Linked DNA regions of Homo sapiens: regions 2, 3, 4, 5, 6 and 7 are each linked to region 1. A link is a contact called in ENCODE Hi-C or POLR2A ChIA-PET data. All regions are on one chromosome and are shown on one strand. Each heading gives the region's core, a stretch centred on a gene start or an enhancer-like site at or near the end of the contact. The rest is flanking DNA. Distances are from core to core; before and after follow the strand shown.

Region 1 (2,811 bases), core at 101-2,600:
CCCACATATCCGCGGCCATGCACAACATTGCACAATTCAAAATTCTAGGCACCATTGTTTTGTGCACCAGCTCAGTCACGTTTTCAAAGCGTCGGTATGGTCTGTCGTTTAATTTTTGATGAAAGTCAAACCAGGAAAGATATCACCTCATGTTACTGAAAATACAAACGTTCAGAAAGTCTAAATCAAGGACGCACGGCTACTGGAACCTATGATTCCTAATGCCTGGTTCACCTAACCAAGAACACACTCGCCACCATTTAAACCTGTTTATTTTATAAACAACGGGGAAATGTAGGGCTTGGGCTAGTTGGGGAAGGACTGAGCCAAGAAGCCGAATCTGTTCTAGACGGAGGTGGGAAGGGGCCTAACGGTCAGGGCTCAGAGAAGCGGTTTCGCCTTCTTTTCCGCGGAGGGATCCAGACACGACCGCGTCCTGAGGCGGTTCTGAAAAGCCGGGCCCCTTAAACCTCTGCGTCGGGGGCTGCCTCCCGACAGTTGCCGTAGGGAAATGCAGGTGCTGGGAGGCCTGCCGAGCTAACCCGCCCCACCCCGCGGCGGCCTGGCGGCTCCCTCCAATCCCAATCCTGGGGGGCCGTGAGCGAGCAGCCCTAGTGGCACCCTGAAGCCGGAACCTTCGCCCCAGCCCCTCGGGGTCAGCCCTTGTCCAAAGCCACGCTATGAAATACAGATTCGCGAAACCCGGGGCACTTAGAGGCCCGTCTGGAACACGAAGGTGGGGCATGGAAAGGAGGATTCGGACGTGGGTGGGGGAGGGGAGCAACAACCTTCGCAGCCATTTTGTCCTCGCTCCACTTCCGTCTTCTCCTGCCCGGCTCCCGCGCCCAAACCCCTCCCTTCAGGCCCCGCGCGATTCCGCCCCCAGTTCTGTGCCGGCCAAGATCCCGGCTAGCGCCGCTATCATTGGTTAGTTCCAAGTTTGCCCGCCCCTCTTCCTCCTCCTTTTTCCGCCCCCTCCCTCCCGCGGAAGCTGGGGGCGCATGCGTAGAGGTGGACGCTCCCCTCCCCCGCCCGGGGTAACTGAGGACTCCCGCGCGCGGACTCGCTGCGCCCCACCCTCCCTTTCCCCGGGGCCGTCCGGAGAGCGGGGGCGAGCTTGAAAGTTCCAGAACGCTGCGGTGAGTGCGTTATCGTGAGGCGGAGCGCGGTGGGGTGGGTGCGGAAGGGGGCGAGGCCCGAGGAGTGGAGCCGGGCTTGTGATTGGGTCTTGTAAGGGCAGCCGGGCGTCTATTGGCCGGGGAAGCCGTAATGGCAGGCAGCAGGGGCGGGCCCCTTCTGGAAGGTTCTAAGATAGGGTATAAGAGGCAGGGTGGCGGGCGGAAACCGGTCTCATTGAACTCGCCTGCAGCTCTTGGGTTTTTTGTGGCTTCCTTCGTTATTGGAGCCAGGCCTACACCCCAGGTAAAACCTCTGCTCAAGAGTTGGGTTGTGGGTCTGGGAGCGTGCAGCCTCCACACAGGCCTGTTGGGCTTGCTGAGGCTTGGGGGTTCTGAGAATCTCGTCGAGGCGAGTGTGCGGCTCCTTCTACCGGCTTAAAGGGCCTCAGTTTTCGGTGGGATGGCAGCGGTATTTGGTTGCAGCCGGCAGGACGGAAATGTAGGGAGTGGGCCGCAGTGGCCCCAGGGGAGGCTGGGAGACGCCCGGCGGCCGCGTGGCGGGGGAGGGTTGCTGCATCGGTTTGCCTGGCGCGCGGGGAAGTGGAGCCAGCGTTTTCTTTCACCCAGTTCCCTGCTTAGTCCAGTCCCACCGTGGTTCTTCAGAGCTGTTCTTGGCGTGCTTCCAGTATGGGGGTACATTCCGGAGTAGTTAAAAGCCCGTTGACTCCCGGGGGCACTGGCACCTGGCGAGGGAGGGGAACAGACAGTGCTCAGTTCGGGGTAAGACCACGTGTTGAGCAACGCCCCACGCCGTCTGGGTAGATGGGTCCTTCATCTAGGGCGTGCTCTGCTGCGGTTGGCACGGCAACCTGGACTGCAGCACTAGTTCTGGACCTCGCGCGTGCTTAGACAGGAGGTGATGGGCACTATTACCTCTTGGCAGTGGCCATACGTTTTTCCTGGTTAAGTGTTCTGTTAAGGGATGAGGGAAATATTTTGATTAATTGAATTTTTAAACCAGATTTTTCTTTTTTTCAGCAACCATGTCCAAGGGACCTGCAGTTGGTATTGATCTTGGCACCACCTACTCTTGTGTGGGTGTTTTCCAGCACGGAAAAGTCGAGATAATTGCCAATGATCAGGGAAACCGAACCACTCCAAGCTATGTCGCCTTTACGGACACTGAACGGTTGATCGGTGATGCCGCAAAGAATCAAGTTGCAATGAACCCCACCAACACAGTTTTTGGTGAGTTCCTAATTTTAAATGACAGAACAAATATAACAGGGCTAGGAAGCACAAAAGTTTATGAAACGTGAGGAGGGAACTTTTTGATTTTAGAAAAACTGAGCTGAGAGACTTGTTATCAAGTCTGTTATAAAACAGGTTGTAGAAACCTTTCAGGCTGAAATCTGGATAACGTAGGAGGTTGAAGTTTGAACCTTTGCTACCTATATGGTAGTTGAATTCACCTACCTATGAACTGTTAGGTATTTGAGTAATCATGGACTTGAGTTTTATCAGAAGAGCTATGAAATTGAAAGTGTTTTCATTTGACACCTTTTACAGATGCCAAACGTCTGATTGGACGCAGATTTGATGATGCTGTTGTCCAGTCTGATATGAAACATTGGCCCTTTATGGTGGTGAATGATGCTGGCAGGCCCAAGGTCCAAGTAGAATACAAGGGAGA
Region 2 (3,086 bases), core at 496-2,995, 3.2 Mb before region 1:
CTTGTGGCAGTTCTCACACCTTTCTTCCCCAGAATACAAGGCTTCTCAGTTGTCTTCCATTTTAGGCTTACAAGACCTCTGTCAAGTTCTCCCCATTTCAGAAGATGAAAAACAGACCTTGAGTGACTTGCCCAAGGTCACATGAACAGTCAGCATTGAAACAGAAACCAGAACCTAGGTCTCCCAAGTGACTCCTAGCTCGAAGGCTCTCATGACTAACACCTTCAACAGGTGCTGCACACTGAAGACAGCTGGGCTGAGAGAACCAGACAGAATCGCATACAAAAAAACAGAAAACAAGAAACAAAAACAAACAAACAAACAAACAAAAAACAACAAAAAACAAGGCCCAGCGCAGTCGCTCATGCCTATAATCCCAGCACTTTGGGAGGCAGAGGTGGGTGGATCACCTGAGGTCAGGAGTTCAAGACCAGCCTGGCCAACATGGTGAAACCCTGTCTCTACTAAAAATACGAAAATTAGCTGGGCATGGTGGCAGATGCCTGTAATCCCAGCTACTTGGGAGGCTGAGGCAGGAGAATCACTTGAATCCAGAAAGTGGAGGTTGCAGTGAGCCAAGATAGTGCCATTGCACTCCAGCCTGGACAAGAAGAGTGAAACTCCATCTCAAAAAAAAAAAAAAAAAAAAAAAAGGCGGGTGCGGTGGCTCACGCCTGTAATCCCAGCACTTTGGGAGGCAGAGGCAGGCGGATCACCTGAGGTCAGGAGTTCGAGACCAGCCTGGCCAACATGGTGAAACCCCCATCTCTACTAAAAATACAAAAATTAGCTGGGCATGGTGGCGGGGGCCTGTAATCCCAGCTATTGGGCAGGCTGAGGCAGGTAGAATAGCTTGAACTCGGGAGGCAGAGGTTGCAGTGAGCCGAGATCACATCACTGCACTCTAGCCTGGGTGACAGAGAGGAGAGACTCCGTCTCAAAAATAAATAAATAAATAAATAAAAATTTAAAAACCAGATACACACAGAGGCATGGAAGCCTAGGCCAAGGTTCCCTGATCCTCCCAAAGGTGAGAGTTCCTGCTAGTAGTTCTAGGGAACCCCCTTATCTGCCCTGGCTAGGCCTCCTCACTAGTTTCTGGGGAACCCCCATATCTGCTCTGGCTAGGCCTCCTCACTAGTTCCTGGAATGGTCTCCATCTCTCCTCAGCCCCTGCCAGATTGCTGAGCACGTTGGTATTGGAGCAAGCTGTGTGTATCTGTCTCGCCAGAAATATTCCGTAGTCCTGAAGATCAGGGATGGTAACTTTCGTCTCCACATCCCCAGTACCTAGTTTAGTGTCTGGCATGCATGAAAGTGCGTGCGTAGAACTGAATTAACAATTATAATATATTGTTCTCCTGTTACGGCTGAAGTCGCGTAAGGCAGAGATCACATCTCCTACAGTCTCATGTCGTTTCCACGGACAGGGATGAGCGAGACATCTAACATTGACTGGGTTCCTAGTCCCTGTATACATAAATGGATGATGAATGGCTTGGGGAATGTAACATGTGATCTTTAATCTGCAATGCACTCTCCCAGTAGATATTTCTAGTGGAGACATTAGAAAAATTAGAGCTAGATGTGTTCATTGCCTTAATTTCAAAGGCAATCTTGCCGCCTTTCACCGCCCCTCTATGCATTCTAGTGGCGCACTCCCGCCTCCCCGGAGTGATAATGATTGGTATTTTCCAGCCGAGATCCGAAAAAAAAAAATCTGCCTCCGAGGCGATGATTGGTTCACTGCTTCCCGCATCCCACCTCAGGGTTGCCTCCTGGTACCTTCCCGTGTAGGAAAATGATTTTGTCCCGCGCAGACTCCCTCAGCACCTTCTGCAGTCTGAAGCCGGAGAACGGTAAGCGGACAGGAGCACAGGTACCATTTCCAACTCCTGCCTCCTTTTCCTCTGTGCTGGCGGCGTGGGCCTCCTCCACGTCCAATTCGCGCTTCCTCTTGCCTAGTTGAGGAGCTGCGTCCGCCATGCTGCCGCGGAGGCGGTGTGCGCCTGCGCCCCCTGCGCTGGCCCCGCCCCTAGCCCGAGTCCAGCGGCCTGGCTGGGCTGCTAACTCCCGGCCTACCCTGCTCTGGCACCCGCTCCTGCGGGATGCGTGCCGCGCATGGCGGAGCCCGCTGACCTGTCCCAGGGCGCGCCTTTCAACCGAGTTACTGCCTTTGGCCCCGTTGTGGTGCCGGCCGGCCCTCAGGGAAGGGAAAAGAAGGCTGAGAGTCCCGAAAGCGGCGGGCTAGAGGTGGCTGCGCAGTGAAGAGGGACCCCCAGGCCCACGCCCCGGGGTGGGAGCCGAAGACGCCCTTGGGCCACGGTAGTGTTGGAGCCCTTGTTTGAATACTGACATTTTAATCATAGTTACACCGACGTTGACCAATTATCGGGGAAGCAACGTTTCTGACGCAAATCCGTGAGCCCATTTGATTCCTTGGTCGATTTTTTATACCGAGTATTTAAGCCATTTCCATTTTTCTCCCATTTTAATTACTTTGCAGAAATTTTCATCGTGGTCAGTTTTTTACTTTGTAGACTCAGTACTTTTCTGCTGACAAAAAAGGTAAACGAATATGGCCAGAAGAACCATCTCCACCACCCACTTATTTCCGGGCTAGAGGCATCCCCCTCCTCTCTATTTTGTTTACCTGTATTTCTGCCCTGCTACCCAGGGATATGATTTGCAGTATGATTCGTCTCCCAGGGTTTCGTTTCTCTTTTTTTTTTTTTTTTTTTTTTTTTTTGCCATATAAAATTATTACTTGTAACTTCTGCTGTTGAGGGTTTCTTTGGTGACCATTGTTTCTGGTTAGCCCGTTTTTCACTGGTGTTATTTAACAGATCTAAATTTTGTGAAGAGTTGGTACTTACGGACAGGCGCGGTGGCTCACGCCTGTAATTCCAGCACTTCGAGAGGTCGAGGTGGACGGATCACGAGGTTAAGATACCGAGACCATCCTGGCCAACATGGTGAAACCCCGTCTCTACTAAAAATACAAAAATTACCCGGGCGTGGTGGCCCGCGCCTGTAGTCCCAGCTACTCGGGAGGCTGAGGCAGGAAAATCGCTTGAACGCGGGCG
Region 3 (3,041 bases), core at 497-2,996, 4.6 Mb after region 1:
TCCCCTTACAAGAATCAGAGACAACCCCAAGTCCTTTCTAAGGAATAACTTTGCTTGATAATCCTTTTTCTCCCATCCCAAAGCAACCACCGCCACCACACTAAAGTATAACTGTCCCTTATCTACTCTCCTCACCCCAACCTGGCTTCCCCCACCCCTTCCAAGCCCCAGGATTGGCCTAGGAAAAGGTGGATCAATAATGAAATGACGAGAAGAGAAGGGCGGGAGGGAGCTCGGGTTGGAGACTGCGTGCTCTCAGGCGCAGTGGGTGGGGTAGGAGAGCAGCTGCTTCCCCTGGGAGGATGCTGCCTCAGTCCCCCAACAAACACCTCCCCTCACAGGGGCCCCCTTCCCCAGAGCTGGAGGGAAAGCCTGCCTCCTCTCCAAGGGGAGTGGTGGAAAGCTGCTCTTCTCTAAGCCTAGGGGACAGTGGACTATTTTCCCCTCCAAGATGCCACTAATCCTTCATTCTAAAGGAGGGAAAGGGTGGAGTGAAGGTAGAGTAATTCCCGGCTACCAATAGGCTAGAAACTGTAGCCCTGTAAGACGGGGCGGGGGGGGGAAGAGACTGCTGTATGAGGAATCACCGTTATCTTCAGAGGGAAAGGAGGTGAGACCAGGCAAGGTGCAGAGGAGAGATTTTCCCCGGTGGGGTAGGGCGGGATGGGGGAGGATCGGTCTGCTTGGGGTGGGGGTAGAGGGTGGAGGTGAAGGAAGGGGGAGTGGCTGGCAGTATAGGGACCTGGCCCGGGGATGGCGCGAGGGTTCATCGGGTTTTCGAAAGCAAGGTGCTGGAAGGGACACGATCCCCAAGGGCCAGGAGAACGTGGCCCTGGATGAGGCCATCACCCGAGAGACGCCCGAGAGGAAAACTGCCCTAGGAGTAACACATCTGCCCAGAGAGGGAGGCGGGGATGTGGCGGGATCAGGTCTCTAGGAGGGAGGGAGGGAGGAATCTTGCTCGGATGAGGTAATCTGTGAAAGGGAGGAGGGGTTCAGTCCCGGGATGGGAAACCCCGGCGAGGGGGTCTGTGCCAAGGGATTTGGGGAAGGGTCAGGGGGAGGAGAGCGGGGGGCAAACGCCCTCAGCCAGATGGGCCCAAACCCCGGGGTGGGGGCGCCTGGGGGTCTGCAGCCCTGCATGGGGGTCCCAAGATGGGAGAGCCATTCGCCCCGGGTCAGGGACCCCGAGATGGTCCCAGAATTGGGATGCTCCTCAATCCCGGATGGGGGAGGGGAGGGGGCTCCGCAGAGGGTCGAGACCCCGGACCTGGGGGTTCCTCGCCCCCTTACCTCTCCGCTGCCGCCTCCCCCGCCGCTCTCCCCAAACACGGCCCGGAACCGGCGCAGGTTGGTGCCGATGGCGGCCGAGACCTGCAGCGCCGCGTCGAAGCCCGGGCCCACCCGGAGCAGGGCCGGCCCTGAAGAGGCTGAGGACGATGACGAAGACGAAGACGAGGCGGACGACGAGGAGGCTGCTGAGGCGGCGGCCGCTCCCCCTGGAACCCCAGCCCCGCTGCTTCCCGCCGCCGCCGCCGCGGCCGCCACAGCCGGGGGGGAGGGGGGCGCCCCGGGGCCGCCACCGCCGACCGGGGGCCCGGGGGGAAGCAGCAGGGCCGGGACGCGTTGCCGCGGGGCGCCCCCTAGGCCCCGGCGCCCCCCGCCGCCGCCGCCCCCGGTGGTCCCGGGTCGGGCGGGGAAGCGCCACCGACAGCTGTGCGCCATGTTCGCCCCGTGAAGTGAAGCAGCGAGAGGGAGAGGCGACAACACAGGGGGGCGGGGAGGCGGAGGGGGGGGCACGGGGCCCCGGAACCTGCCTAACCAGCTCTGCGCCGCCCGGCCGCCTGCACCCTGCCGGCCGCTATGCAGAGCGCCGGGCCGCGCCCGCCAGCCCCGCAATCTGTATAGCGGCCTCGGGCCTCCGCCTCTGACGCCTGGGCGCTGCAACTCCATCCCGAGGCCCGGGCCGCCGCCTCCTGCCCGCCCGCCGGCCCCGCAACCTGGATAACTGCATGCCCCGCCCTCCGGGAGAGGCATTGCTCGGGAAAAGGAGGGGGGAAGGAAGCCCGGGAGCCCGGAGCAGAGCGCGGGTTCCGGAGAGAGGGGGAGGGGGCGAGGACTACGCGGAGGATGGAGGCGTAGGGAGCCGGGCCGCCTGCAGCCTTGAGCGCCGAGAGGCCGATTACACACGTTCCCGGGACGCGCTGGGAATCGAACAGCCCGGGAGAGCAGCTTCCAGTATAACGCGGCGGCTGGGTCGGGGAGCAGTGAGCCTTCTCCTCCGCCCCAGGGCACGGATACAAGATGGGTTAGCCCGAATTGAACGCTTCTAGAATAAAAGAGCCCTTATTGTACTACATGCAAAACAGAAGCGCTGCCCAGTTTACTATATGCAAAACAGAAAGGCCCTCAATGAACGCACTTTAAAAAATAAAAAAGGAGCCCCTCCCATTTTCATGCTGGAGCTCTTTCCAAAAAGCACACACCGAGTGGCAGGTCTCCTGCCACCTCCTCGCTCTACTGTGCACTCGTCTGGCTTTCGTGCCCTTCTGCAGGGAGTTGGGTTGTGTTTCTCCAGCCCGGGCACTGAGGCCACGGCGTGCTCCGCTAACGACGCGGTGTTACAACGAAGCTGAAGCTGGGTGGCTAACGGGGCCTGGAGGGAAGAGGCGGGCAAAAGCGCCCCCGCCCCTTCTTCCTCCGGTCTCTGCCTGCCGCTGCATGCAAAGCAGACCCTAATGTATGCACGCAGAGGGAGGGGGGCTCGCGAGCACGTTTCTGATTAAGAGAGGGGGAGGAGGAGAGCGTTGGGCATTATGATACACTGGGTGGAAGGGGCCCGCCGGCGGCGAGCTCTGTGCGCGGGGTTAGTAAGCTGAGGGGGGAGGGGGAAAGAAGGAGGCGAGTTAGGGAGGGGAATGAATATCCACCGGGTTTACTTTATTGCGGGAAAGAGGGGAGGGCGCCTCGAGCATAGCGTTAGACGCCTGCAAGGCTGGGAAAGCCGAGAGGGTAGGGAGGGGTTTGTGTCGGGAGAACTT
Region 4 (2,778 bases), core at 23-2,522, 4.1 Mb after region 1:
AGAGGGCCGAGGAAACAGCAGGAACAAGCAGGCTGGCTAGTGTTCTTCCTATCAGACACAGTCAATGCTTGTCACTTGCTATTAATTCTGGGTGGGTGGGGACAGTAGGAAACAGGGAAAGTGCCCTGGGATAAGGAGACCCAAATTCTAGTCCTGGGCTTACCACTTTCTAGCTGGGTAGCTCTGGGTAAGTCCTTAGGTAATGCAAACCTCAATTTCCTCACCTCTGTAATGGGACCATAACCTCTTTCTTGCAGGTTTGTGGTGAGCATTGAAACATGTGAAATGTTTTTAAAAAGCGCTTTGGGCCGGGCGCGGTGGCTCACGCCTGTAATCCCAGCACTTTGGGAGGCCAAGGCAGGTTGATCACCTGAGGTCAGTAGTTCGAGACCAGCCTGGCCGACATGGTGAAACGCTGTCTCTACTAAAAATACAAAATTAGCCGGGCATGGTGGCAGGTGCCTGCAATCCCAGCTACTTGGGAGGTTCAGGCAGGAGAATCGCTTTAACCCAGAAGGCAGAGGTTACAGTGAGCTGAGACCGCGCCTTTGCACTCCAGCCTGGGCAACAAGAGCGAAACTCCATCTCAAAAAAAAAAAAGGGCTTTACATTTTCTTTTTCATTGCCTCGATCGTCCTATAGGGTGGTGAGAGTGTGTGTGTGTGTGTGTGTGTGTGTGAGAGAGAGAGAGAGAGAGAGAAGCACTTTGAGGTTAGGTTAGGAGAGTTCTTTTGAGAAGACAAAGGTTTCACTTCCACAAACATTTTCTTAGCATGCACTTTGTGCTGCTGAGGATTGAGATGAAAAAACTCAGTCTGTGTCCTCAAGGACCTCATGGTCTACTAGGAGAGACATGAATAAAGAGATGCTCAGTGCATTATGGATGTGGGTGGGTACAACGAAGAGGGGACCCAGTGCTGTGTGTGTGTGTGTGTGTGCGCGCGCGTGTGTCCAGGCAACTTCCACTCCTTCCAATCAGTGCAGATAGGAAGGTAGGTTTGTCAAACCTTTCCCTAGCCTGGGATGTTGTTGGCGCGTCTCCTCCCCAGTTCTCAGGAGTGAGGAGGAGAGCAGAAACCCCCCTCCCCGCCCCCGGGCCAACCTGCCTCCCGCTAGCCGGCCGGGCGCCTTACCGAGTCAGACCACTGGGAGGCTGGGGGAGCCGGGTTGGGCGAGGAGGCAAGCGAGATGGGGGAGCTCTTATTTTGACAGGGGCCTCTCCGGGCTCTGGTATGAAGGCAGAAGGAGGCAGCCAGAGAGCCCCGATGCTTATTCAGGCTGGGGAGTGGAGCCGAGTGGAGGGGCAAGCGAGGCTCCGGCAGCGCAGGGGAGCCCGGGGAGGCGGCGGCGCGCGGCGGAGCCAGTGGCTGGACATGCCCCGGACCCGGGGCCGCTGCACCACCGCCGCCGCCCGGAGCCAGCCGGCCGGACGCCCGCACGCCTGGGTCCCCCGGCGCCGCGCCGCCCGGGGGCTGTGACCCGGACCCTCGGAGTCCGACCAACAATAAGCGCCCAGACAGCCCCTCCCCACCCAGCGCCCGGCATTCCCGCGGGCTTTGGGGAAAGGAAAGGAGAGGCGAGGAAGGAAGGAAGGAAGCAAGCAAGCAAGCAAGGGAAGGAGGAGCAGGAGCAGGAGCCGGAGCCCTGAGGTTCGGGGCCGAGACCCCGGCCCCGCGCCCCGGCCCCGGCGGGTGTGCGCGCTCTCCCGCCACTGCCCGGCGCCCGCGACCATGCTCCGCGGTTGGGAGGCAGGAACCCAGGCACCCAGCGATCCCCGGATAGCCTCTCCCGGGCCGGGCTGGTATTGAGATCAAGGCGTCCAGGATCAAAAGATCACCGCCTGCCCGCCCCCTCTGCATCTCCAACTGGCGAGCAGGAGGACCCCCATCCACACAACGACCCTGACCTGGTCATGGCGTCCAGCTCCGGCCTGGCGTGAGGACCCCCCAATCCGCGTGAGGTGAGGGGTGGGCTGGGGGCAAGGCGAAAGTCATGCCAGGCCAGCAGAGGCGCGAGGAGGGAGATCCAGTTTGAATCGGGGAGGGGAAACACAGTCTGATTGTCTCTTGCTCTCTGGCACGTACCCCCAGGCTGTTTAAGGTGTGGGGGACTCCCCCAGGGTCAGTGGAGGCTACTCTTAAGCCCCCAATCAGGTTGGCAGCTCCAGAACACCGTGGGGAGGGCTTAGGGACAGCCAGGGGACCCTGCCACCCTAGCGCAGAGAACAAGGCCGGCCTTGGGCCAGCTGGAGCAGCGAACCTTGCCCTGGGGGCTTCTGGGAGATGTAGTCCCCCTCCCAGGCTCACCAACCCCGTGGGTCTCAGCACCCCAGCCCTCCTCCTCTGGCTGATAGGAGCCTCCAGAAGGAGGTGGGTTGGGACTGGGGAGAGCTGGGGGTCACCCTTTTCTCCCAGGCACTGCCTGTGAGTAGCGGGGGCTGTGACTGAGGAGTCTCTTCTTCCAAGGCTTCTGAGTGATGTGGGCTTGGCTGGGGGGTGGGGCAGTCATACAGTTCCTTGGAAGTGTCCCTGCGCTGCTAAGGGGAGGTGGCCCCTGTCTTGATCCAAAGGAACCCTCGGGGAAGAATGTAGGAAGAGAAGTGAGCTTAGGCTTCTTGTTGCGCTGGGGTAGGTCCTATTCCAGGGCTGCTGGAATTTGGTTTCAGAAGAGACAGAGGGCTGCTCTCTCCTTCTGAGAAGGATAGTGTCCCTTGAAGTCTAGGAGTCTGGAGGGTGTCTCTCTGGAGCAATGAAGCTAGGATCAGCTACTGTCTGTCTG
Region 5 (2,856 bases), core at 79-2,578, 3.0 Mb before region 1:
CCCAGCCTGGGCGACAGAGTGAGACTCCGTCTTAAGAAAAAAAATTGTGTTTTTTTTTTCCGTCCTGTACTGACTTTCTTTCCAGGGGCTTTACAAAAACCCTGAATCTAGCTAATGCAGAAAGCTAACCTGCTTGAACAATACCACACTTTCAAAGCATTTCTTTTTAAAATTCACGTAAGAAGGTAAGGGAGGACTGGCATATTTCTCCTGAAGTTCAGTACTGAGTATTTATAAACTTAACTATTATTAGGGATCCTTTTGTAGTTAAGCTAATAGTAAGTAATGATGATGGGGAAAAAAAAGAGCTAACTGCTAATAATAACAATTTATAAAGAAGTTACAGTCCTTGAATGCCCACTGAGTGGCAGGTGCTTTTCACAAAGTATCGTATTTACGCTTCACAGCAACATTTTGAATAGAAATTTATTTTTCCTTTTTCTGTTTGAACAACTGAAGTTCATTGAGTTCAGATAACTTGGGGCAGGTCCAACGGACGAGTTGGAAAGACTCTGGGGCCAAAGGCTCACACCACGCCTCTCCTAGCCCCTGAGTTTTGCTACCTGCTTGCGTTTATGTGCAGGCAGGGCGGGTGGGTGGTGGTGGGGGAATCAGATGAAGCTGCCTAAGGAATTAAACATGGAAAGTGGTGGAAAGGCGAAGGAGGTATAAGCGGTGGGCCGCTGGAACCCTAAGAGAGACCAGGCAAGAACCGGGAGAAGGGATGCACCCGTTGGCGGCTCAGAGAACTTAGGTAGAGGCGAGGGGCGGGGCGGGGCGAGGGGCGGGGCCTGAACGAGGCTAGGGCGGGGCCCGAACGAGGCTAGGGCGGGGCCCGAACGAGGCTAGGGCGGGGCCTCGGGGGACAGAGTCGACCATTTGGAGACCTGCCAGAAGAGCCGTCTCTCCAAGGGAATGAAAGGTGAGGGGAGCGTGAGTGCAGGCATGATGGGAATCTCCGTGACTTGGTAAGGCAACTCACCCTTACCTGTCCTACACCCAAGAAAAGCCTCTTCTATGCTCCCCTGGGGTATCTCTCTTGCAGAGTAGGCAGGTCAATGACGAGGAGAGGGTCCTGCCCAGAGCGTGCCCCCCTCCGTCACTTGGTACGGCCCGTGCCCCCGCCGCTGATCTGGCAGGCTGCGCGCGCACACTCCGGCCGGGTGCGGGCCGGCGGGGCACAGCGGCCTCTACGGCCCGCCTCCGTCAGTCATTCCCCGGTCCCTCCTCCCGCTGCTCGCGTGCTCCGGGCCGGCCCAGCACCCTCCGAGTTACGTGCCCGCGCTCCCCGGCGGGGAGGAGCGCAGCCGCGGGGGCGCGCCCCGGTGACTCCGCCCCTCAGCTCCCCTCCCCTGAGCCCGGGAGCCCGGCTCGCGCGGCTAGGTGCGAGGAGACCCGGGACCCCACGCCCGCCCGCCCTGCCCAGCGCCCCAGCCCCGGCGTGCGAGGCGCCGCTCCCTCCTCTGCCCTGCGCGGTGCATGGAGGGGCCCGTTCGGATCGCAGCCGCCGCCACCGTAGCCGCCGCCGCGCGCGCGCGGGGGGATGACCTGGGGGTGGCTTTCCGAGCCGGCTGCAGCGCAGGAGGTCTGGAGGCTTAGCCAGCCCCGCGGAGAGGTGCGGGGGTGGGGGTCCCGCCGCAGGGTCGGAGGGAGGGGTGGCGCGCGGGCACTGGGCTTGGGGGGCCTTGGCTTAGGGGACGGGAGGTCCCGGGGACGGGCGGGCCGGCGTTCCCTGGAGGGCGTGGGGGTGCAGGGCTGCGTGCGGGGTCTGGATGCTGATGCTTGCCCGGCGGGGAGCCCCGGCGTTCCGCGTCCTCGGGGGCTCGGAGGCACCTCGCGGGAGGAGGCGGGGTGAGGTGTCAGTGACACGACGAAACCTCTTCTTGACGATGGTCCTCGGGGGCAGGTGAGATGCCGCAGAGCGGGGAGCTAGGGCGCCCGCGCGTTTTCCCAAGGGAGCCGGGTCCCTGGCCTCTCTCAATCTCCATCCCTGCAGAGCGCCCGCGAGAGACAGTGATTTATGTGTAGGGAGAAGCAAGAGAAATTTCCTGCACAATGTATCTTTCTCTGCCTTCACAAGACTCACTGACTTCCCAGCCCCAGGGAGTGTATTTTTCCTTCTCCTCTGTAAAGCTTTCTGTGGATTGCATTATCATTTGCTAAATACATTACAGCTCGCTATTTATTTCAGTCGGCAGCTTCCAGACCTTTGTTGCTTTCTCTCCACATCTAGGAATTTCAGCAATAAATCACTGAGGGGGATAGATAGACTCTCTTGCCCTTCCCTTCATTGTTCTCCCTAACCCCACCAAATCAGGTGGAAGGCTCTCCAAAAGGAGCTGTTTCCAGAATGCCTGCCCTTCCTCATCAGGACGACAGAGGGTGGCAGGTGCTTTAAGGGCAGACTGCTTTCCAGTGGGAATCCAGAATTTAGAGAACCTCATCAACAGAAAGTCAGCCTTTGTGTCCCAAACCAGACACCTTGAAAAACAGGAGGTTGGACTAAAAGCTCACATGAGATTTATTTTCAGGCCTATGCCAGTAAAGATGAAAGACGCCAAGTCAGTGAATTCTGATTCCTTTCGGCGCTGATAACATAACCCTCAAATTCCCAACTGACACTTGGCATACCTAGTGGACAGTGTCTCCAAGGAGAGGAAGGTGGGGAGGGTGTTAGAAAATGAAATGAGTTTATTGTCAGCATAATTCTAAACATTCTATGACATTTTGTAGTTCTCCCCCACCCTCAGTCTATTTTTAGCTGAAAATTTGGGGATAGTTCAACTTTTAAGATAAGATGAAAGAAAACCTTCAAAAAATTTTCTGGAAATTTTAAATTAGTGCTTAACTAGAAAG
Region 6 (3,117 bases), core at 352-2,851, 3.1 Mb before region 1:
GACAGAAATAAGACAATTCAAAATGTTCAGACACACCTAGCATACATTTATGATGCACTTCAGCCATCTAACAGATATCGAGTTTACTATGTGCCAGGTGAGTGGATTAAAAAAAAAAATTCTTCCAGGGACTCACAGATCAACAGCAGCTGCCAAGAGTACGCCTTGACCTGCATAACTCAATTAATTCAAACTCAAAGGAGTTACAGTGTAGGGGGAAAAGACCAGACCTCATCACTGACCACCTAGATTGTAACTAGTTTTCCTACTATCAAACCCTTTCCTTCCCCACTATCAAACCCTTTCCTTCCCCATCTGTCCTGCATTCAACTGCCAGATTCATTTCCAGAATTCCACTTTCAAGGAGTCTCTCTGCCCTACTCGAAAAGCTTCAAAGACTCCTCACTACGTATCACCTCTAGTTCAAACTCTTCAACTTGAGTCTTCTATGAGTAGCTCCACCTGATCAACTTTGTTTCTTGTTGGTACGGCTCCCTTCTGCCAAACCCTTTAGGAGGTGTAGAACCCAAATCTAATTCAACTACCTATTCTCTAATAACTCCTCAGGCAGCCTTCATTCCAAGCAGTCTTAAAAAATTGTTCCTTCTATCGTCACAGATCCATTAGTTTTCAGGACATTCTTTCTGAACTCAGCATAAGCTTTCCTCTTAACAAATGGCAGGTATATCCCAAGTTATTTTTAACACTACCATCCCAAACAGATGTTTATCTTCCCAGCCACCCCTGAGTGAAATCAGAGGGAGTCGCCTGCAGTTCGGGCAAGGGAATCCCAACATCGCATCTCGTGAGAGGAGGTATGGTGTGGTTGCAAACTATGGAGAGGAAAAATAAAGGAAACAGGAAAAGTGAAGGTCTGTGCTCCGTTCTTTCAGCTTTTTCTTTAGGAGGAGTAGGGAAGGTAGGGAGGAGACCCCCAAGAAATGAATTCTTGAGGAAGGGCAGAAAAAACACTCACAGTGCTTCCTAAGTAGGAAATAGGTGCTGGGGGCCCTGGATAAGGGAAGGGGCCGTCATCCTTAGGAGAAGGGTACAGGTTACAACGCGAAACAAAGAGGCTGGGAGTTGGAAGATGAAGGGTGGAGAGACTACAGAGATCCGGGCATCCGATCAAGAGGGTCCCCGACGCGTCCCGCAGGGGACTGGCGGATCACCGGAGATTCAGTGGCTAAGAGGGACGGCGTCGGTGCCTAGGAGGGCTCTGGGGCGAGCGTTTATGGGACATCGCTCCTAAGGGGGCGCGGGGGCGGGGAGGAGTTTTTGAGTGGGATCGTGTACCAAAAGGAGAAACGTTTCTCAGACCAGTGCTCTTCTTGAACGGAAATCCCGGGGACGCAGAAAACGTTAAACCGTTGAGGCACCGGCATTTCCCAGCCCCAGCCCGGCTTCCCTACACACTCACCGAGTCTCCTCCAAACGCCACTGCTCCAGCTGCAGCTACCGGCCGGCGCAGCCGCACTGAGCGCGCACCGTCCCCACGTGACTCGCCCAGGCCCCACCCCGCACCACGTGACCTGCAGGGCCCACCCACTCCCGCCTCATTGTAGTCGCCCTTCTCCACGTGGTCTTGGCTCGCCCCGCCCTTCCTTGTAAGATGGCGGCGCCCAGGTGGAGCGCGTCGGGCCCCTGGATCCGGGGAAACGGCCAAGGTTGCGGGAGTCTCTTCACTCTCGTCTCAAAGCCATTTTGTGCCGCTGCCGCTGCCTCTACGGCCATAAATGCCCAGAGATTAGCGGAGAAGCTCCGAGCCCAGAAACGGGAACAAGACACAAAGAAGGAGCCGGTGAGTCCAAAGGGACCAGAACTCCCTAGAGGCAGTGCGCTCATTGGTTTCCCAGACGGGGAGTAGGTAGGAGGGTCCTCTGAGTGAAAGCGTGTGAGTCAATAGCCCGGACGCAAGGTGGGAGAATGGGGAGAAGGCGGAGGGGAGGGGTCAGTAAGGGTACGGTGTTTTCCCGTGAGCTGGATCTTTGGCTACTGTCAGGCTCAGTCCTAACCACTGCGTCGGTACGCAGGTTAGACAGATGGGTATCTCTGCTCTCAAATTAGTCGAAGGCGGCGCGGGTCTGATGCAAAGATAGTCATTCCCTACTCAGATTCTCACCCAGACCTTTATGGAAGGTCTTCTCCACGGCTTCCGCACCAGGCATTCCCCACGGCTCCTTCTTTCTCCCTAGGTGTCCACAAACGCTGTTCAGCGGAGAGTGCAAGAAATAGTGCGGTTCACACGGCAGCTGCAGCGAGTCCACCCCAACGTGCTTGCTAAGGCACTGACCCGAGGAATTCTCCACCAGGACAAGAACCTTGTGGTCATCAATAAGCCCTACGGTCTCCCTGTGCATGGTAAGGACCACGCGGGAAAGGTGGAGGAACCTGCAGCTGCTTTCTGCTACAACCGAGGAAAACTGAGACGTTACTTGTGGTGCACTCTAAAGCCTTGCATTCAAATTAATTAAACTTTTGTAAACTACCGTCCAATATAAGGAACCACCGAGAACACAGAAATAAATAAATAAGACAGTCCTCCCTTTCTAAACATCTGACAGTAAGCAATTCGTAGAATACGCTGTGTGCAGACTACAGGGATCGCTGTAGAGATATACAAAGGCTGTGTGGTTCTAGACTAAAGGTTATCTTCCATCAGAACTGGGAATGAGAAAATGATACATAAGAAAAAAGGGGGTGTGTGTGTGTGTGTGTGTGTGTGTGTGTATGTATGTTGGAGTATATGTAACATACAACCCCAGAGTGACTGGAATTTAGTGGACCTTCAAATGTCTTTCAACAGATGTTGCATGTAGTTGTCAGGGACAGCTGAAGTGAATCAGGAAAGATTGATTTAAAAAATGCATTTGTGAAAGAGGGAAAAGGCCCATTTTAGCTAGAAGAAGGTAATGCTTTTTGGGGAGATACGGAGATAGTTGTTCACAAAGACAAGGAATTAAATCACATCACCAAGTGTTTGTATAATTTTTTTCTCTCTTTATTTTCGCAACAGTTTTTTGCCTTTCCATTCCCCAATGAAGTTGTTTTCCAGATATTTACATTTTATAACGAGAAAGCAAAGTTGGAAAGAGAAGTAATGTGTCCAAGGTCAAA
Region 7 (2,860 bases), core at 272-2,771, 4.5 Mb after region 1:
ATTCCAGGGTGTAAACGGGAACTGAGTTTCAAAATCACTAACCAAATACAGAACCTCCTGGAGAAACTGAAAATACAAGTTTCTGGAAATTTTGTGTCCAACACAAAAATTTTAGGAGGCAAACCTGTTTGATGCAATTTATATACCTGAGGCTGAGAAAAGCTGTTCAGTGGCCTAAAGTCCAAGCATGAATTCCCCCCATTATCCAAGTTCTTATCTAAAGGGTTGTCAATAGAACTTATTAGGATTGCCACCAAATTACATTCTGCCATCTCTCAGGTACACTGGACGATGTTTTAAATCAAGTTATCTATTGACAAAAGAATAAAAAAGAACAGAACAGAACATCCTTCAAAAGACTAAAGGACATAAGGTGCACTGAAAAATAAATTACTAGCTTTTTTGAAACCAAAGAATGTCTACTACTTCATGAATATCCACAAATCACAGCGATAAAGGAAGATTGAGTGATGTCAGCAGTTCTGATTTCCTCCATCCTCAACCACATTAACCTTTCTCATCCTTGTAACAGATGAGTATACAAAGATAACGCATGGGAAGGCAAGTAACTGGTCTCGGAGGCTAACCCATCCCTCTTACTCCACCTCCTGTGAGACATCTGACTACGACATGCCACATACACATTTTTCTTCACCTGGACAATAAGTTCCTTGAAGGCAAACCCTGTGTTCTCTGGAACCTGCTCACATTTTCCCAGTGGTCTACACAGTGTATGTACCCCGAGTCACACTAACAAATGGACACAAGTGAGTTCTGCGGAAGTAGTGGAAGGTTTCAGAGACACTTGGGTCCTATACATTAGTGTTAGAAGTTACTCCTTTCCGCTCTGTGTCTCCATTTCCCCCTTCTGAACAAAAAGAAAAATTTCTGGACACCAGTGGATTTGCATTTCGAGTTATCAACGGCCTAGCAAACACCGGGGGTGGGAGACAAGCTCTGATTAACAGAAGGACCAGAACCTCCGGAGACAGGCCCAGCCTGCTGAGCCTAAGCGCCAGGGAACCGGCGGGACAGCATCAGTTCCGAGGTCCGCAGCCTGGGACCCGCACCACCACCACGAAGTTCTCGCAGAGCAAAAACGCCGGGCCGTCTCAGGGGCAGGTCCCAGCAAACGAGGGAGTCCAGCTGGTTGGGGGGTGGTGCGGAAGCGGGCACGACGACAGATGGACTGGAGTCAGCTCCATCGGATCTCCAGGAGACCGGGCACAGGAGGCCACACTGCTCCCCGAGCCCGGAGCAAAAGCACTCTGCCCTAGACCCTCAGGGCGGGGCTCCTCCGGCCCCTGCCCCAGGCCCGCCGACAAGGAGAGACGGTGAGGCTCGGACCCCAGGAGTTCGGGTCCTGGCTCGGATCTTACCATGGTGAGGGCGGTGGTGGGGCGCGCCCGCACTCCGGCTCCACTGGGGATAGGGGTAGGGTCTGGGGAACGGGAGCACCAGCAGCTCTGGACCTGCTGCCCCCTTGACAGGAACCGCTGCCGCTTCGCCTCTTGCCAAGATGGCGGCCCCAAGCCACGTCTTCAACCGGAAGCGGCGCAGGTCAAAGGGCGGGGGGGGGGGCGGGGCCTGTGGGCTGGGGAAATTGAGGGTACCCCGCTCCGGTTACGATTAAGCCCAGGAGGTGTAGGGGGCGTTCACCCTCCAGCTGTGGAACCTCGTATCTCTCCCCTTTCACTGTCATCGCCTTCATTTATTTTGCGTCACATCTTACAGTTTAACAAGCCGCTGGCACAGCCACTATTATTTAATATACAGGATAACCTGTGTGCCTAAAAGACCAGTATCCGGAATATATAAAGAACTTTTTTTTTTTTTTTTTGAGATGGAGTCTCACTCTGTCGCCCAGGCTGGAGTGCAATGGCGTGATCTCGGCTCACTGCAACCTCCACTTCCCAGGTTCAAGCGATTCTTCTGCCTCAGCCTCCGGAGTAGCTGGGATTACAGGCACGCGCCACACCACGCTCGGCTGTTTTTTGTATTTTTAGTTGAGACGGGGTTTCACCATGTCGGCCAGGCTAGCCTCAAACTTCTGACCCCAAGTGATCCGCCCGCCTCAGCCTCCCAATGTTGGGATTACAGGCGTCAGCCACCGCGCCTGGCCTAAGAACTCTTATAACTCAGCAATAAAAAGACAAATACAGTATTCCTGTCTAAAAATGGGCTTCATCTGCAAAATGGAGGGAGTAGAAAACACAAAATTAAAATGAGCAAAAGATTTGAATAGATATGTGTCCAAAGAAGATATATAAATGGCTAATATGCACATTAAGAAATGTTGAATATCCTTAGGGAAATGGAAATCAGACCCGTGGTGAGACGTCATTTCACACTCACTAGGATGGCTATCATAATAATTGTTGGTGAGGATGAATGTAAAATAGTGCAGCCACGTTGGAAAAGAGTTTGGCAGTTCCTCAAAAAGTTAAACAAAATTACCACATGACTGAGCAATTCCACTCATAGGTACATACCCAGGAGAACTGAATATATGTCAACACAAAAATGTGTACTCTAATGTTCATAGCAGCATTATTCATAGTAGCCAAAAAGTGGAGACAATCCAAACAAATCCATTCATCAATAGATGTGGCATATATATGCAATGGAATATTATTTAGTCACAAAAAGGAATAAAGTACTGACATGCTACAATATGGATGAACCTTGAGAATATTATGTGAAAAAAGACGGATACAATGGGGCACTCATATATGATTCCATTAATACGAAAGATCCAGAATAGAAGAAAATCCACAGAGACAGAAACTAGCTTAGTGATTTCCAGGGGCTCAGGAAGGGTAGGAATAGAGAGTGACAGTTAATTAGTGTAAGATTTATT

What was found. Hi-C counts contacts between places; a loop is a spot of excess contacts on that map. ChIA-PET counts read pairs that join two places held with the same protein, here RNA polymerase II (POLR2A). Pooled maps may share reads with other maps.
Region 2: a loop to region 1 is called in a map with no recorded cell type, with 9 times the contacts of the local background. The contact joins the promoter of TIRAP-AS1 here to the promoter of HSPA8 in region 1. A Hi-C loop is called at or near these places in 4 of 37 single-sample maps with no recorded cell type and 5 of 50 pooled maps.
Region 3: a loop to region 1 is called in a pooled map, with 22 times the contacts of the local background. The contact joins the promoter of KMT2A here to the promoter of HSPA8 in region 1. A Hi-C loop is called at or near these places in 2 of 37 single-sample maps with no recorded cell type and 7 of 50 pooled maps.
Region 4: a loop to region 1 is called in a map with no recorded cell type, with 14 times the contacts of the local background. The contact joins the promoter of BCL9L here to the promoter of HSPA8 in region 1. A Hi-C loop is called at or near these places in 1 of 37 single-sample maps with no recorded cell type and 9 of 50 pooled maps. POLR2A ChIA-PET finds 5 or more read pairs at or near these places in 1 of 52 experiments (H1).
Region 5: a pooled map shows a loop between it and region 1 (15-fold over the local background). The contact joins the promoter of CDON here to the promoter of HSPA8 in region 1. A Hi-C loop is called at or near these places in 1 of 168 maps with a recorded cell type or tissue (naive thymus-derived CD4-positive, alpha-beta T cell), 3 of 37 single-sample maps with no recorded cell type and 12 of 50 pooled maps.
Region 6: a map of OCI-LY7 shows a loop between it and region 1 (8-fold over the local background). The contact joins the promoter of RPUSD4 here to the promoter of HSPA8 in region 1. A Hi-C loop is called at or near these places in 1 of 168 maps with a recorded cell type or tissue (OCI-LY7), 2 of 37 single-sample maps with no recorded cell type and 10 of 50 pooled maps.
Region 7: a loop to region 1 is called in a map with no recorded cell type, with 30 times the contacts of the local background. The contact joins the promoter of ARCN1 here to the promoter of HSPA8 in region 1. A Hi-C loop is called at or near these places in 1 of 37 single-sample maps with no recorded cell type and 5 of 50 pooled maps. POLR2A ChIA-PET finds 5 or more read pairs at or near these places in 1 of 52 experiments (naive thymus-derived CD4-positive, alpha-beta T cell).

Annotation. Positions count from the first base shown.
Region 1 is chr11:123,060,675-123,063,485 of GRCh38, reverse strand. HSPA8 (heat shock protein family A (Hsp70) member 8) reads left to right here and starts at 1,350. Exons shown (of 9, transcript NM_006597.6): 1 at 1,350-1,422; 2 at 2,157-2,366; 3 at 2,688-2,811. The coding sequence starts at 2,162. It overlaps LOC124902775 (a long non-coding RNA gene), which reads right to left and starts at 824. Exons shown (of 2, transcript XR_007062927.1): 1 at 1-824. RefSeq lists enhancers at 602-871, 1,432-1,601 and a silencer at 892-1,281.
Region 2 is chr11:126,302,981-126,306,066 of GRCh38, reverse strand. TIRAP-AS1 (TIRAP antisense RNA 1) reads left to right here and starts at 1,745. Exons shown (of 2, transcript NR_187388.1): 1 at 1,745-1,879. It overlaps DCPS (decapping enzyme, scavenger), which reads right to left and starts at 2,007. Exons shown (of 6, transcript NM_014026.6): 1 at 1,786-2,007. The coding sequence starts at 1,986. RefSeq lists an enhancer at 1-261 and a silencer at 1,920-2,049.
Region 3 is chr11:118,435,197-118,438,237 of GRCh38, reverse strand. KMT2A (lysine methyltransferase 2A) reads right to left here and starts at 1,746. Exons shown (of 36, transcript NM_001197104.2): 1 at 1,294-1,746. The coding sequence starts at 1,725. RefSeq lists enhancers at 1-777, 778-1,776, 2,438-2,577, 1,777-2,774 and a silencer at 1,648-2,127.
Region 4 is chr11:118,924,420-118,927,197 of GRCh38, reverse strand. It overlaps BCL9L (BCL9 like), which reads left to right and starts at 1,272. Exons shown (of 10, transcript NM_001378213.1): 1 at 1,272-1,960. RefSeq lists silencers at 148-207, 1,028-1,167, 1,368-1,417 and enhancers at 1,613-2,114, 2,486-2,555.
Region 5 is chr11:126,061,338-126,064,193 of GRCh38, reverse strand. It overlaps CDON (cell adhesion associated, oncogene regulated), which reads left to right and starts at 1,328. Exons shown (of 20, transcript NM_001378964.1): 1 at 1,328-1,615. RefSeq lists silencers at 741-830, 901-1,570.
Region 6 is chr11:126,210,134-126,213,250 of GRCh38, reverse strand. It overlaps RPUSD4 (RNA pseudouridine synthase D4), which reads left to right and starts at 1,601. Exons shown (of 7, transcript NM_032795.3): 1 at 1,601-1,801; 2 at 2,196-2,361. The coding sequence starts at 1,613. It overlaps FAM118B (family with sequence similarity 118 member B), which reads right to left and starts at 1,469. Exons shown (of 9, transcript NM_024556.4): 1 at 1,421-1,469. RefSeq lists an enhancer at 1,587-1,816.
Region 7 is chr11:118,571,070-118,573,929 of GRCh38, reverse strand. ARCN1 (archain 1 coat protein complex I subunit delta) reads right to left here and starts at 1,521. Exons shown (of 10, transcript NM_001655.5): 1 at 1,380-1,521. The coding sequence starts at 1,382. It also overlaps a transcript of IFT46 not described here. RefSeq lists enhancers at 1,140-1,219, 1,730-1,859.